Regions from separate parts of the Homo sapiens genome. Here region 1 is linked to region 2. Evidence: read pairs that join two places in POLR2A ChIA-PET (ENCODE). Cell type or tissue: GM12878. All regions are shown on one strand. Links, peaks and the distances in the headings refer to the core of each region. The heading gives the core; the rest is flanking DNA. Region 1 has its middle 110 kb from the start of LINC00626. Region 2 overlaps LINC00970 (long intergenic non-protein coding RNA 970).

The links. Peaks named below come from ENCODE experiments on the same cell type or tissue, not always from the same donor. Only the 100,000 strongest peaks of a DNase experiment are listed, where the experiment ranks them.
Region 1: POLR2A ChIA-PET joins it to region 2 with 10 read pairs; 2 of 35 experiments call an interaction of 5 or more read pairs at or near these places.

Annotation. Positions count from the first base shown.
Region 1 is chr1:168,897,900-168,903,400 of GRCh38, reverse strand. It overlaps the pseudogene SUMO1P2. Among named protein-coding and RNA genes, the nearest start is that of LINC00626, 110 kb to the right of the region's middle. In GM12878, for the core only: no CTCF peak of the experiment used is centred there; no DNase peak of the experiment used is centred there.
Region 2 is chr1:169,009,794-169,015,059 of GRCh38, reverse strand. All of the region lies in intron 3 of LINC00970 (long intergenic non-protein coding RNA 970), which reads left to right. Among named protein-coding and RNA genes, the nearest start is that of LINC00970, 75 kb to the left of the region's middle. RefSeq lists enhancers at 2,253-2,362, 2,473-2,542. In GM12878, for the core only: no CTCF peak of the experiment used is centred there; DNase peaks (open chromatin) are centred at 2,459, 2,749 and 5,099; H3K27ac peaks cover 958 bases.

The sequences.
Region 1 (5,501 bases), core at 215-5,214, 110 kb after region 2:
GGTGGGAATAATCACTTAAGGGTGGCAGTGTTGGAGAAAAGTATAAGGAGGTGACTGGGAGACTGGACCTTCTTTGAAGGTTGGGTATGATCTAGAGAAATAGAGAATAGTTGGGGTCTAAGAGCACAGAAAGAGATGGAATATATAGTATAGCTGAGGAAAAATAAATGGGGCAGCTTAACACAAGCAACTCTGACATAGAAGTCTTCTGAATCAAAAGCAGAATTTTGAGGCACTCAAGAAAGAGGGGTATTAACTATATCGGTTATAAACTTTTTAAAAAAGTGATTTTACAGAGACTAATCTGGAGCGGGTAGTTTTGATATCTTCATAAGGATGACCTTGCCTTGACTCATTCTTTTAAACATTTTTTTTTATTTTTTATTTTTTTGAGACAGAGTCTCGCTCTTTCGCCCAGGCTGGACTGCAGTGGCGCTATCTCGGCTCACTGCAAGCTCCGCCTCCCGGGTTCACGCCATTCTCCTGCCTCAGCCTCCTGAGTAGCTGGGACTACAGGCGCCTGCTACCACGCCTGGCTAATTTTTTTTGCATTTTTAGTAGAGACGGGGTTTCACCGTGTTAGCCAGGATGGTCTCGATCTCCTGACCTCGTGATCCGCCCGCCTCAGCCTCCCAAAGTGCTGGGATTACAGGCGTGAGCCACCGCGTCCGGCCGCCTTGACTCATTCTTTAGCATTATTGTCCTTATAGAAAGTAATGCTATTAAAAATTTCATGTGTACATTGAGTCTTGAATTTCTTTTGGCACCTGCTGTCTCCATTGATTCAACGCAAGGAAGCTGTGTTCTCTTCCTTGAGCTTTATGAGTTTAAAGTACAGCCCATCCTATTGAGTGAGTTCTATGGGGCCATTGTCAAATCTAAAAGTGCTTTACAATGCTCCTGAGTAGATGGCATCCCACTGGGGTCATATCGTTCACTAATTGAAGGTAACGTTCTTGGATGATAGCAAAAACCGTATATAGCTCTAATAGCTGCTCTACAGATAAGCCCAAGTGCTATACCAAGCCAACCCCAATCTGTTTATATAAACCAACTATAAAATAATTTGCATGCAAAATATTATTTTACAAACTCCAATATCACAGGAGTAAACTATCTATTGAAAAGGCTGTAAATATTTGCATAAATGTTGCATAAACATGATGGGCTTTAGTTTGGAGTCTTTGTTAACATAAACATTTTTAGAATTATCTTAACCTAATTTATTTTAGCTCTAGACCAATTAATATTTATTCATAACCTATGTCTTTGGTAACTTGCCTAACTAAAAAGAGCCTCTGACATTTCTTTCCCCTGGTATAATTAAAAATTAAAATTTGTCATCGGTAACTTATAGAAAACTTTTTTCACGCTTATTTTTATCTTTTATAAATTAGTATCTTGGAGCTCAAAATTGCTCTTTGGAGTAAAAACTCTCTGTCTAGTTATTTAAAGAATCTATAAAATCCTTCCTTCCTTCCTTCCTCTTCCTTCCCTTCTTCCTTCCTTCCTTCCTTCCTTCTAGCAACTACAACATCATTTAGCATGTATATACATTTTAGTAAGCAAAGCATGGGGAATCAGAGGCAAATTATCCCCAAATCTCTGCCTTCTAGGAATACAAAGCCTAAGAGAACTAGATCTAAATAAAAACTGTAGGCTACATGTAGATTGAGTTGTCCTGCTTATTGAGATTAAAATGAGATTTATTTCAACCCTAACCTGTAAGCTGTAGTAGCCTTGAATCCCTCCCAATCTTTCCAAAAGTACTTTTGAGAGGGAGGATGGAGGGAGGGAATAAGTGGTGATTGGTATGATATTTACATGCCCCTTAACATTTCTTGCTGCATATGCTGTTCCTCAAATGCTGTTTCTGCACCATATTGTCCAAGATGTGAAACACAGTCTCTTTACCCCTGAGAACTTCACTCACACAAGACATTTGCTTGTGTGGTAGACTTTGCTGAAAGCTTGAGATGATGGAGGGGTTTCACACAGCCCATTATTTGCCCCCTCCCTTGATACACATCCTTTTCTACATTGTCCACGTCTCCACCCTATTAACACAGAAGAGAGAAGCTGAAGAGGATTTTGGAAAGTAAGGGATGAGACAAAGCATGAAAGATGACCAGGTGCTACCCAAGTTGTGGGACACTTTGCTGAAGAGAGGGATCCCTGTCCTCGTGTGATAGGCAGAACCTTCATCTTTCTTCTTCGTGCTCTCCTGTCCATGGACTCTTCGGTGTCTGCTTAGCATGAGCCACCAACTCCCATCTCACATTTCAGTGGCACTGAAGAATTGCAGAAACTTTGAAATTTTCTTTCTCTTCTTTCGCTTCTCTGGCATAAAGGAAAGTAAGCACTATACAGATTAATTGATATTGAATTAGGCCATTTCTTTTAGAAGAAAAGAGTGACTGTTTTAAATGTTATTTCTTCTCCCTTTACAATTGCAACACATTTCTATCTAGTCCCATCCTACAGCCAAGTGTTAATATGTTCTCATTCAGTGGATGATGGATTCTTTACTTTTCATCTTAAAATTAAATAGCTATGTTCTATACCAGAGAAGTGTTCACTGGCTACTAGATAATTCACTCCCAAATGAAAAATAAATGACATTAAATACATAATTCTGTCACTACTAGAGCACTGTATTATTTTGTTGTCATAGTCAATAGATACTTGTTCACCTTTTGGCAGCAGTGAAGGTAATTTTAAACTATAGAAAGGAAAAAGTTCCAGTTATACAGGAATTAATATTCTAAAAGAAATGTGTTTTCTGAATTTAATCTTTTAGATCAAAATGATAGAATTGTAAAGTCAAAAGGAGAAAAATTGAGGATTGGCTGGTTTGTATTATCATCAGTTCTCAAATGTTTATAAGGGCCATCTAAGAGTGAAACGACAATGGAAACACGTAAGTCATTTCCTAATCTTATTTTAACCTTCAGGTTCAAACTTTTTATAGAATAGATGAAATGATAGGTACTTCATTGATAATCTTTTCACATAATCCTGTTTATCCCATAAGTGGAAATACTTCTCAAGAGTGAAATAGCCAAATGGAGGAAAAGGTCTTGGATAGTAGCACATTTTAATGTCTTGTTTAAAATTGTCATTCCAAATTATGATAGTTTGTTTCCAAAGATGGCCACCATCAGTGTCTTGTTTCCCTGCACATATGCACAATTGCCAAATCAAGAGGTGAAGTCTAATTTCCCTCCCCTGTTATCTGGACATCTGGACTGATCTTCAGTTTTTGTTTGACCAATACAATCAAGCAGAAATGATATTACAGCACTCCCAAGCCTAGGTCATAAGAAACCTTGCACCTTTCCCCTGGGCCACATGGAACATTCCTCTTGGGATGCTCTTGAAACACTTCAGTCATACTGTGAGAAATTCAAGTCACATCCAAAGACCACATATAGAAGCTTCAGGAGACAGTCTCAGCAGAACTTCCAATCAATAACTGGCCATATGGTATAGCTATCTTGACCATAAAACTCATTTGGGCCTTCAAATGGTTCCAACCCCAGCCACCATCTGTTAGCACCTACTTGGGAGACTCTGAGCAAGAACGACTCAGCTCAACCCAGTTAACCTAACAGAACTTTAAGAGATAATAATAAATTGCTCTTTTGAGCCACTAAATTTTAGGATGGCTTATAACAACAATAAATAACTGAAACAGAAATACAAATATTTTGAATAATCTACCTGTTCTTTCTTTTTTCAACTCTTTGGATAGTCTCTTTTAACCAGGTACTATGCTAGGTGCTGGTGATGGATTCAAAGATGAAAGAGATATAAGATGTAAAGCCTGATGTATTTTCACAAGGAACATTTACTTGGTGAGACAGACAAATGAGTAGAAGAATATTATGCCATATGATAAGTAATATAAAAATGCACATGGTTCTTGAGGGATCACGTAGCTTTGGGAAAACTAATTGACTTTTTTTTTTTGGAAGGTTATTAATAAATAAAACTAAAAACTAAGCAGGAGACACAGAGACTCACCTGAGCAGCAGCACGGGGCAAAGATGGCATGTGGAACTTTCTTGGAATTGCAAATATTTCAGTCTGGCTGGGGCATAGAATATGAAGACTAAGTGGAGAGATATAATTGGGAAAGTTGACAAAGAGCTCAAAAATGTCTTTGTATACTGTCAAACGAGTTTGGATTTTATTATTCAATGTTAAAATTCTAGCCATTTTCATCCATTCATCTTTTATTTTACCTTACAATCCTTCAATAACTAAAAAATAATCATACTCCTCCAATGGCTATGTTGAAGGATCTTGAGGACAGGAAGAGAGTCACATTGTCTGATTTATGATTCAGGATGATGGAATCTTCTGACAAGATTTTTATTTTTTAGATCTTAAAATGCATTCTTTTCAGTGAAGCCATCTTTGGAGTTAGTCATTACTCTCACCTTATCTGTCATCTTGACTCCAATATGCTATTCCTCTTCTTTTGGTCTAGACTCTAATTTTAAAGCTATCTTCAAGTTAAGGAAAGGTCATTTTTCCACAGTTCAGTTCTCTGAAAAGCTTACATCTCCCAGTGAAAGTCACAGTCCAGGAGTGAAGCAATCACATGCTAGAACTTTAGGGCCAATTGGGAAGTCTTTACAAACACTTGCCTTGGTCGATCTTACTTATTGCTACAAGCCTGAAAATGCATAGTCCTAAAAAAGGTGGTCTCTCTGTGCACACATGTAATTTTTAAAAAGGAGAGGGCAATACGAAGGGAACTGAGGCTTGATCACCAAAAATCAGCACAATGAAAGCAAATGATAATGAATAATGAGCACTAGAATTCAAATTACCAGATGTTTTAAAGAGATGGAGTGCCAGTTTTCAATTCCATTTTGAGCACCACATTACAAAAGAACTATTTTAAAAATAAAAAAATGATTGAGGGAAAAGAAAAACAAATAAAAGAATACCTAAACTACTGAATGACCTCATTTGCTCATGATAAACTTCAATCACATCTTCTTACTCCATTCCCAGTTCTTTTATAGTATGAGTAGCAGCAATTCTCTGATCTTCAAAGACAAATCTGAGTGAATTCATTGGAACTCCCTGCCTTTGACAGTATGATTCTTTGAGTTTCTTGAGATGTGTTGTCATTTTCACTTTGAAGTGAATCTCGCTGCTATCCTGTCCAATGACTTTGAGTTTAACATATTCTCATTCCTTCTTATCCTCCAAGTCATCAGTTGAAGGTTTTGCCTCCTGATCTTACATAGGTGACAGGGGCTTCACCCAGGGGTCACTGCTATGCAGTGTTTCTAAAGGCATGAGGGAAGGGGCAGGGTGCAGTCAAGAAGCCTCTATGCGGTAGGTGAGAGCTGTGGCATCCAAGAATAATGGAGAGGGTGGTAGGTAGGTGGCTTCTAAAAAATGGTAAGGATCTGTAAGAGCTACTGTAGAGTAATAGGATTGGGCTGACTTGAGTCTCAGAGAAGGACTGCTGCATAGCT
Region 2 (5,266 bases), core at 267-5,266:
GATGGGGGAGCGGAATATGGAAATGATCATGTTTAAATTTGAAGTGACCAGTGTTTTTACCTCAGGGGACGTGATCAAGTTTCTGCCAATAGGCAGAATTGGTGCATAAAACAGAAGTTGAGTTACAGAAGAGTAAAGAAAGTTATTATCGTTATTATTTTGCACATTTGGATCATGTAACTTGCAAATTGAGTATTTTCAGCAGCCATACTAATGTTGATTAGGTAGCAAGCAGATATGCAAAGAGCTATCTGGGAGATTTTCCAGCTAAAAATCACAATTATCAGTTGAGTCTTATGAACCCAGAAAATGTGGTAAACTCTCCTCAAAAGAAAGACGTGAGAAATTCCTTAACTTAAAAGCCTGTGGTTCAAAGAAGGGCTGAGAAGTCTGTCTCCTCCTTGCCTTTCTAGAAATATTGCAGTTAGCATGGCATCTCATCTTACTCAAGCAGCCTGCCCAGTCTAGAGTCTTCGAAATTCTCGGCACAGGCTCCTGTGTGATGCTCTCTGGGAATGTTGACATTCTCAGGGGAATGTCTATGCCAGGGGTTTTGGAATAAGGCACAGGGGAAGTTTCTGGGCTAGAATGGAGTGTGGTCTGAGAGGCCAGGTAGGGTGTAAAAAAAGAGAATTTAGAATTAGGTTTTGGCTTTCCTGTTTCCTGGCTCTGTGACCTTTGTAAAGTTACTTTACCTTTCTAAGCTTCTGGTCAATCATCTTGAACATGGACATTATGCCTATTTTTATAGAGATACTATAAAAATAAAATGACGTAATATATTCGTTTGCCAGGGCTACCATAACAAAATACCACAGACTGGGTGGCTTCAGCAACAGAAATTTATATTCTCATAGTTCTGGGGGCTGGGAGCCCAAGAAACAAAGTGTTGGCAGGTGTGATGTCTTCTGAGGCCTCTCTCCTCAGGTTGCATAAGTCCACTTTCTCACTGTGTCCTCACATGGCTGCTCCTCGGACTGTGTGTTGTCTATGTCCTAATCTTATAAGGACACCAGTCATATTGGATTAGGGCCCACCCATATGGCTGCATTTTACTTAATTACTTCTTTAAAGGCCCCATCTCCAAATACAGTCACATTCCCAGTTACTGGGCATCAGAGCGTCCACGTACAGAGATGGAGGGCTCACAGTTCAGCCCATGGCAGGTAGCATATGAAAGGGCTCAGCACACACGAGGTGCTTAGTCAATGTTAGCTCCCCTCACCATTTCTTCAGGCTGTAGTATGAGATTCAAACTATTAATGACATTTACTCTAAAGCGATGTTCACCTCTTAGGCCGCCTGTGGGCAAGGGGCTTGGAGGCAACACAATGAACAAAGGAGATTTAATAGAGCCAGAATATTTAATTCTGCTGCCACTTTTGAGAAATTTGAACTTGTATCAAACTCATAATTTCTCTGATTCAGTTCTGACAATAATTAGCCAACAGGGTGAGTATCAAATTTATAACAAAGTAATAGATCCGAAAGTGCCAGCACATTACTTGACTTCTGTTAAATGCTTCATAAATATTTCTTTAGTTGGGCACAGAGGCCTTTGGTAAAGTACACAGTGTTAGATATATGTGAGATATTATGTTCACTTGCTCCTCTGGCCTCTAAGTTTTGTGAAGTGGAAATACCCACAGGTTATTAAAGACCCAATTTGCTGGCCCCTTTCATGCTGTCTCCTAGGTGACTAGTTCCCTAGGATGTGCAGGGCTGGGCGGCTCCACCTTAGGTGCCACCTGAAGAGAAATCTCCAGGTAGCTGTCGTTCTTCAAGGCCCTAAGGGAGAAACTGGAGTGGCTATTGCTGCTGTTTTTACCTCTGTTGTGCTGGAAATCAGTGAGAGAGCTGTGTGGAGCCTGGGAGGTCACCTCTCAGGCTTCCCAGTATCTTCTAAAAAGACACACAGAACCCTCCATCTCCCTAACTGATGCCTCTGGGAACCAAATGTGCTTTAGAAGCTTCTATGCATAATTGGGCCTCCTGAAGGCAGGGCCAGGGACTGTTTCCTCCTCAGATCACAGGTTCCTGCCATCATGTCTGACAAATGGTTAGTGCACAAGCAGTGTTTGATCAATGGATGCCGGATTTCCCTGTTCTTGGCCGAATTGCCTTTGAAAGTAGCAGGAGTCAGTCTCTCAGGCATTAATAGTTCCCAGAACCTTCTCCATCTCCCTGGAGATAATGTCTTGGAGAAGGCTTCTGTCAGCTGCCAGAACCCCACAGGAATGGGGAGGACTCCATGGAAGAGAAGAATTCCAGTCTGTGTGCTTCAGCAAGAAACTGTAAGGTAAGAGTTGACCTGTATTGCTCGGTCTTATTTTTTATGGAGCCAGCTTTTGTTTTTCATTTTTGTTTTCTATGTCCCTTGAGGCCTTACCTCTCCAAATGCTCTGGTTTATTGAAACCTAGAATATGAGTCAAATGACCTCTTTGGGTTCACAGGGGATTGCCTTCATGCTGTTGATGAGACACTTGTGTGGGAAATGAATCTTCAATTCACTTCTCCTGCTTCGAAAGACTGGCATGGAAATTTAGTAGACAAAGACACTTAAAGGATATGATTGAAAAATTCAATTTGTTGAAGTTTTCCTCTACAGTGAAAAGAGATGTGTTTAGGCTCCCAGGACTGCCTGGAATGCCCAGTGATGTCAAATGTAGAATGATTTCATTGAATTATTCCGCTGCAAAGGAAAATTTTGGTTTGTGCAGTATCTTGATATAGTACATAATTTTTTTTTTTTTTTTTTTTTTTAGAAAACCCCGTTTGGTTACAATGATTCCTTTTTAGTGGCTAATATTGACTTTCTTGAGTAGAGAGGTGATTTTTGGTTATGGTATTAGCTAGCAAAGAAGAAGCCATGGTTCTCCAGAAAGTTAGTTTAATTGTGGTGATGTTTACTTGCTAATATAATGTTCCTGGGAAAGTAATGCTGCCCAATATTATTTCTTGGCATATGTGGTATAGATTCTTGCTGTGGATTGGTGGTCCTGCTTCTACTTTGGATATGGGTGTTCTTACCCTGAAAAGGAAAGGTCCTTTATTCCTAGGGTGATGATAATTAGATAATGATTGCCACGTATGAGGGCACATTATGGCTCCTTGCAGGTGACGAAGGCTAATATTAATGGCTACCTTGATTTGGATATATTTGTTCCCCACCTTATTCCCCTATGAAGTAAGTTGTGTCTATATTCAAATTATACAGATGAGGAAGCAGGCTTAGGGAGGGTTAATAGCATGCCTAATTCCACAGCTAGTATATGACCAAACTGAGATTCAAACCCAGGTCTAATTTGACTTTAAAGCTTTTTGTCTTAATGGTTACTCTCTCCTGTCTCTCAGTTTGGGGGTTACCTTACAGAACATCCCAACAGTAGTTCTCAAAGTGTGGTCCTTGAACCAGCATTGTTAGCATCACCTGGAAACTTGCTGAAATGCAAATTCTCAGGCAATTTCAAACTATAGAATTAGAATTGCTAGGGGCTCAAACTTGAACATCAATGTTTCAAACAGGTGGTTATATAGCCTCTGCACTGAGACCTCCAGAGACAGGGCTTTTACTCTTCTGTAGGGCAGTCATTCTGTGTGCTCTACTAGTTTAACTCCACCAATTGTTAGGAAGTTTTTCTTTATACTGGGGTACAGTTTGCTTCTGCTTAGTGTTCACTCATTGGTTCTAGTCCTTTTCTTTGTCCCATCAACATGATAGCTGAACATAGCTATTTAAACTCACACGATCAAGAACAGAAAATTGCTGAAGTATTAAGAAGAGCTTGTCTGATGGAAGGTGTAGTTTGAATGCCAGCTGCCTTTTTTGGTATGTTTACCAGAGTTGCTTTATTCTTTGCCCCATAAGTAAGATAGAAGTGGAACACTTTTGAAAAGGAGAAAAAAGAAAGACTGAAGTGTCAGAGTTCCAGGGTCTACTATTTCTTTAGGGAGTAGTCCTTCTAGCAATTCTGGGCCTGGAATATATTCTGTTTCCTGCAAAGTCACAGGTTGGATATCAAATCCCTCCTGAGGAACAAAGTGGATCATTGAAACTTGAGTGAGTTTCGACAGAAGTGCAAGCCTGGGCTGGTTAAATTACCATAGGTCACAGTGCCCAGGAGAGGTCAGCAGACAAGGAATCAGATGTGATAAGTGGGTTATTGAATCTGTGTCCATAGGACAGCAGTGGAATTCTTGTACTTCTCTTTTAACCTGGGTGTCCCAGAAAAGAGAACCTGAGGCAAAGGGCTTCTGTACTGCTACTATATCAGTTGTCATCCTGAGGAAAAAAGAGTGTTGGAAAAAGAGTGTGAGCCAGGGAAGATGGGAAACCAACAAGTCAATGCATTATTCAGTTGGCTTCTACTAAGGACAATTGCTTGCTTGCTTCTGTTGGACTGGCTCTGCAAAGTCAGATGACTGCATTGTAGGACAGTGGTTCTCAGGGGAGAAAGTAACTTTATTTACTGGCTTCCATTTCAAATCTGTCAAAGTTTCGTCCTACAGAGAATTAACTTCCCCCAAATCTGGATCATGCATATGTGGGCTCCATCTTGGGTCCTACGACATTCCCATGCCTTGTTGTCAACAAGATGGGATGCAAGAGGCACTTGGTTACAGTCACACAATGAAACACTGTCAGATTTCACCTGTATGAAATTGGTCAGAACCCAGGCAGAGCTGGTAATGGTAGCTGGACCAAGAGTTGAGAGAGGCTGAGAGGATCTGAAATGGCCCATAAGAGGTTTCTGATATAATACGCCTCAGGTAATTCTGAACAAAAAGTACCTTTATATACATTACAAAATTGATATCTAAACCTTTTCTTCATTAGTCTAAATGTTGGCAGAAGATATAATTCCCAGCCTATCATAAATGTTGACATTCTAAAACAAAATTGGGCTCTATTTCCAGGTATGATGAACTAAAACCCTACTGAATGACTACCCCACACTTCTTCTATCCATGCAGAAAACCACTGCAAAACCTGGCCATAAGGAGCATACAGACTCTGGTGTTCAGATGTGCTTGGAGAGGGAAGACTATAGAACAAATATGTTATATAAGACAGGAACAAATAAGTTCCTGTCTCAGGGCTTTTGACTGGGACTAAGTCCAGTGCCCATGTACCAGCAGCACATATGACCAACTTGCAATCTTTCAGGCCTGAGGAGTAAAAAAGTGAAGTCAGGAAACCATAAACACTAAAGATAGTGAAAAAATTCTGAAAGGGAAAGAACCAGAGAGGGGATCCCCAAACAC